2 separate regions of the Homo sapiens genome follow, and region 1 is linked to region 2. Evidence: chromatin loops called from intact Hi-C (ENCODE). Cell type or tissue: K562. All regions are shown on one strand. Each heading gives the region's core, and the rest is flanking DNA. Links, peaks and the distances in the headings are about the cores only.

What was found. A loop is a pair of places that touch in the nucleus more often than their neighbours do. Peaks named below come from ENCODE experiments on the same cell type or tissue, not always from the same donor. Only the 100,000 strongest peaks of a DNase experiment are listed, where the experiment ranks them.
Region 1: a loop joins it to region 2, with 5 times the contacts of the local background. A loop is called at or near these places in 5 of 110 quality-filtered maps.

What each region holds. Positions count from the first base shown.
Region 1 is chr9:86,412,707-86,415,624 of GRCh38, forward strand. LOC102724080 (a long non-coding RNA gene) reads left to right here and starts at 1,135. Exons shown (of 2, transcript XR_007061636.1): 1 at 1,135-1,864. In K562, for the core only: a CTCF peak has its summit at 1,750 (motif pointing right); no DNase peak of the experiment used is centred there.
Region 2 is chr9:86,285,632-86,288,549 of GRCh38, forward strand. TUT7 (terminal uridylyl transferase 7) reads right to left here. Exons shown (of 27, transcript NM_024617.4): 27 at 2,102-2,918. Among named protein-coding and RNA genes, the nearest start is that of ISCA1, 4.6 kb to the left of the region's middle. In K562, for the core only: CTCF peaks have their summits at 895 and 1,563 (motif pointing right); no DNase peak of the experiment used is centred there.

The DNA.
Region 1 (2,918 bases), core at 234-2,733, 130 kb after region 2:
TCAAGATCCTGAAGCATTTCTTCAGACTAGTAACGGGAGATGAAACATGGCTTTACCAGTATGGTCCTGAAGACAAGGCACAATCAAAGCAATGGCTACCAAGAGGTGAACGTGGTGCAGTCAAAGCAAAAGACGATGGGTCAAGAGCTGAGGTTATGGCAACAGTTTTTTGGGATGCTCAAGGCATTTTGCTTGTTGATGTTCTGGACAATAACATCTGACTATTATGAGAGCATTTTGAGAAAGCTAGCAAAAGTTTTAGCAGAAAAACTCCTGGAAGAGCTTCACCAGAGAGTCTTTCTCTACCATGACAATGCTGCTGCTCATTCCTCTCAGCAAACAAGGTCAATCTTGCAAGAGTTTTGATGAGACATCATTAGGTGCCTATCCTCCAGTCCTGATTTGGCTCCATCTGACTTCTTTCTGTTTTCTATTCTTAAAAAAATCTTTAAAGATCACCCATTTTTCCTCAGTTAATAACATAGAAAAGACAACATGAACATGGTTAAATTCCCAGGACCCTCAGTTCTTTAGGGATGGACAAAATGGTTGGTATCATCACTTAGAAAAGTATCTTGAACTTGATGAAGCTTATGTTGGGAAATAAAGTTTATATTATTTATTTATTTATTTATTTATTTATTTATTTATTTATTTAAGACAGAGTCTGGCTCTGTCGGCCAGGCTGGAATGCAGTGGCACGATCTTGGCTCACTGCAATCTCCACCTCCTGGGCACAAATGATTCTTGTGCCTCAGCCTCCCGAGAAGCTGGGATTACAGGCACACACCACCACACCTGGCTAATTTTTGTATTTTTAGTAGAGATGGGGTTTCACCATGTTGGCCAGGCTGGTATTTTTATCTTTTAATTCTTTTTTTTTTTTTTTTTTGAGACGGAGTCTTGCTCTGTCGTTTAGGCTGGACTGCAGTGGCATGATCTTGGCTCACTGCAACATCTGCCTCCCAGGTTCAAGTGATTCTCCTACATCAGCATCCTGAGTAGCTGGGATTACAGGTGTGCACCATCATGCCTGGCTAATTTTTGTATTTTTAGTAGAGACCGGGTCTCACCTTGTTGGCCAGGCTGGTCTTGAACTCCTGACCTTAGGTAATCCTCCTGCCTTGGCCTCCCAAAGTGCTAGGATTACAGGCGTGAGTCACCGTGCCTGGCCCCCATGACCTTTTCGAAGTCCCCTAGTATGCCTTTACACCCATTTCTAGAATGATTCCCAACATTCCTTCATTTATTCCTTTATTTATTGAATAAATAATTATTAAATGCTTGTCATGTATGTTCCAGGCTTTGCTCTAGTAATTTCGGATATATCAATGAACAAAGCAGGAAAGAAAAAAAAAAAAGGCAAAATCTCTGCCTTCCGGGAGCTCACATTCCCACAGGAGTCACAGGAAACAGCCAATGACCAGTAAGCATCACAAAGAAGTCATGCCAAAGAACCAGACAAATAGCTGGAAGGAAGAGGGGAACTCCTTTGTGACGCCAAATGGGCCAAAGGGTCGCTGGGAAAACTAAGCCTTACTGTCCATCTTGCCTTCAGGATAATGTGAAATATGGCCTAATTTTTGAAGTTTTTTTCTTAGAAATTTTACTGAATCCAAAATAAAACAAGAAGATCATGGTGGATATAGCTTCCAAATTTATTCTGCAATAAAACAGGTTTGAATCTAGATATACAAGCAAATAGCAAATAATATACATTCTTTTTTGCAGAGTCCAGAATTCTCTTTTCTCAACACTAGATGGCAGTAGAGTTAAAGAAAAAAATCCCAGCAGTTCTTTGTACAGGGATTTGGTGATTTTTCCCATAAAGCTGCGATGAGGATGAACTCAGAGCAAAATCTATGTAAGTAGAAAGTTAAATTACAATAGAGGTGTGAAATGATGCTTTAACATGTCACACGCTCATTTTGGCAAAATGTGTTTGGGGCAGAACTCTCTCTCTCCCTCTCTCTGTCTTTCTCTGCCTGTGTGTCTTTACAGGGTAAGCCTAGACAGAATTAGAGAACCATTAACTCTGACTCCTAATACATGATGTTAACTTTAGGTTGGTGAAAAGTCAACTTAACTTTTTTTTTTTTGGGGACGGAGTTTCGCTCTTGTTGCCCAAGCTGGAGTGCAATGGCGCGATCTCAGCTCACTGCAACCTCTGCCTCCCGGGTTCAAGCGATTCTCCTGCCTCAGCCTCTAGAATAGCTGGGATCACAGGCGTGCACCACCAAACCTGGCTAATTTTTTGTATTTTTAGTAGAAACGGGGTTTCACCATGTTAGCCAGGCTCGTCTCAAACTCCTGATCTCAGGTAATCTGTCCACGTCAGAGTCCCCAAGTGCTGGGATTACAGGCATGAGCCACCACGCCCAGCCAAGTTAACTTAACTTTATCCTTTAAAATTGCTTCTGGGTTTGTTAACTTTTTTTGATGCCATTTAACTGGTCCGCTCAAGATTGGTTAGGTCTCAGAGGACATTTAGTGTGAAAATGGGAAACTCTGAGGAAGTCAGCTTTTCAGTGGTGTTCAAATGTTTTAGCAAGAAGTTCAAGAGTAATGTCAAGATGCTCAGAATATAACACTAACAATAATGAATGCGTGGGAGAGGGGGAGATGAAGCAACTGTATTCAGCTGCTAACATTGATGAACCTGGGCAGAGGGTGTATGGTGTTCATCCTACTATTCTCGTAACTTTTTCATAATTTTAATTTTTTTCAAAATAGAAAATAGAAACAAGTTATCACAAAATGTGTAGCTTAATGCCTACAGGTAATAGATGCATAGAAGGAATTACTATGTAGCATAATCACAACTACAGCAAATACACCGAACATATGAGTCTAAGAAGTCCTGGATGAGATGGATCTTTCTAGAAGGCCAAGTCTTGACTAGTGACTGGGCCCTGGTC
Region 2 (2,918 bases), core at 103-2,602:
CCTGAGATTAGGGGACTGCCACACAGCTGGAAAACGAGGTGGGCCAGACCTTGTCTAAGTCTAGAGTTCCATTCAGTGGAAAGTCTATGTAGTTCTTGACTGCTGCTGTCCAAATATGCCTGCTTCCAAAGAAAAAACTACTGAGGGCTTTACAGTTTTACAGGGGTTTGATAAATTCTGTTTTCAACGTGTGTGTGTATATTTTTGCTTGTAACACTGAACTCTATTGATGTATTTATCCAGGATCTTTTCCACTCAGGAAAGATTTAAAAGTAGAAGCCATTTGTCAAACATATTTCAAGAAGAAAAATACACTGAAGTTATCTAAGAACATTTAAAAACATTTTTGCACACTGCTGATCCTGCACACATTGAGCAAGAGTTTTGTTGTTGTTGTTGTTGTTTGAGATGGAGTCTTGCTCTGTCGCCGAGGCTGGAGTGCAGTGGTGCAATCTTGGCTCATTGCAACCTCCGTCTCCTGGGTTCAAGTGATTCTCCTGCCTCAGCCTTCTGAGTAGCTGGGATTACAGATGCCCATTACCAAGCCCAGCTAATTTTTGTATTTTTAGTAGAGACGGGGTTTTGCCATGTTGGCCAGGCTGGTCTCGAACTCCTGACCTCAAGCGATCTGCCCGCCTCGGCCTCCCAAAGTGCTGGGATTACAGGGGTGAGCCACTGCACCCAGCCAAGCAAGAGTTTTAAACATCATAGATTGGGGCCACTGGACCACTGCTATACAAAAGAGATTTCATATTTTTGTTCCTGAGAGAAGGTGGCAAGGAGAACCTTGGTAATGGGGCATTTGTACAGCTTAAGATAGATAAGCCGGCTGCACTTGAAAGATAGCTAGGCCAATGGACTTAGCAAAGAGCAGACGTTTTGGCATCCCAGCTGGGGCAGCAAGATGGGGCTGCGACCACATCCAGGTAAAGAATCAAGGGCAATCCATTATCCAGGCCTGCTGGCAAATACTGCTCATTGTCCCATGGATCCAGTGTGAGGTATTGAAAATCAAACAAAAGACCCAGTACTTTGGGCAGAAGCTACCTTAAGGATCAGATTAAAATGTAGGAAACTTTTAACATCCTTAAAGGGATACAAGAAAATATGGCTCCTATGAAAAGGAAGAGAATATAAGTAAACTAAAGAAATGAGAGGTAAAGGAAGGTCAGTGAGGCAAATTCCAGAAAATTAGAAGTGCAATGAGAAAATCCATATTAGAAACAGGAAGCACCAGAATGACAGTAAAAATTAAGCCAGTCATGTAGAGATTAAACTTGAAGTTTTCCTAGCATGAAAAGTCACTGGATAGATGTATTTCTATATTGAGGTAATTTTCTTTCTGAATTACAGGGATAAAATTAAAAAACAGAAGCACCCAGGCAGAAAAACAAAACCTACAAGAGAACAAAAATCAGCCTGGTCTTAGACTTGTCTTCTGCTATAATGCTAGAAAACAACAGAACAGCATCAATGGGCTTTTCAAAGAAAAGTGTGACAAGCATTGTAAGCCTAGTCGACTTTCATGCATGAGTTAGAGAGAAGAAACCAGAAGGGGGCAGCTGAGGACGGTCACGTAGAGCAGCATCAGCCCAGGTTGCGTCATTCATTAGTTTGCGTTCAAAATGAGTAGGGAATGATCACTAATTCTTTCTACCATGGCCTCCAAATTCTGAAGTCTTTAATTTTGATATGATTCGTCTTTAGCTAGACTGTCTTCAAATAATTGTTTAAAAAAGAAGGGCACAGGGATGTGCGTCTTCTGAGTCCTCAAACATCCAGAATGTTCGTCCAGCAAGCACCCCCTGAGCCTCCCTGCCTACAAATTCCCCGCCCCCCCACCCCCATCTGTGCCTTTTATAATAACAAATTTATACGTTCCCAGAGCCTGGAACACACTGGATGTTAACACACACCAATGATTGCAAGGGCACAAGTCAAAGGGAAGTCTGTGTACACTATTTTAGGGGAGTATATTTGTCCTTTCTTCTTTTTTGTTAAACGCCTCTTACTATCATTCCCAATGTTCTCACTCCTTGATCTTTTTTTTTTTTCCCCAGGAAATTTAGGAATCTTTCACTAGAAAATAATGTAGATAAAATTACAGGTTGAAATTCTGATTTTATTTCAAAATGATAAATAAACCGAGGCATAGTTCTGACCAGGTACTATGTCTGCAGGGCTTTTGAAATTAAAGAAACAGTCCAGGAGGGCTCCAGTCAGACCCAGAATGACACCAGCCACACTTGTGACTGGCAGAGATAACCTCTTTGATCTTCAGCAATTTTAAAAGTTCTTCATCCTAATTTCTGAGTATCATAAAAAGTAAAAAGTACTTTCATTTTATTTTTCCTTTGAAAATGTTTTTAGTGGCAAACAGGACTACTTGTTTTCCTTACTTCATTTTTATAAGCATAGTAGTTATATGTCAATTTACTTAAAATTAGAGAGGGAAACCCCAGAGACCTGAGTGGCACTGCCCATCCACTGAAGGCCCACATAAATAGGTACTCATGTTCATGTTATCACGTCTACAAATAGCAATAAAATGATGTCCGTAAATCGGAAGTACAGCAGTAGCAGTTCATACATATCTGATATGCTTTCACACCAGGATTCAGTAAACAACAATAAATATAATTTCCCCTCTTCAAAACAAAAAATGGATTTATACGGAAAAAGGGTTAATTTACTTGGGGTTTATCAGCACACCATTTTTAATGTGCTTTGAAAGAATTAAAAACCATGAAACTGTATTCACTGAATACCGGTCCATAGTTATATTTTTTCTTTTAACGTGGCTTAAATACATACATCATGTCTTTCTATTAAAATCCTTAAATCTATGGGGATGTGTGGTAGATAAGACTATATTAAAAATTTTTCCTCATTAACAATTTCATTAAATTAAAAAAAAA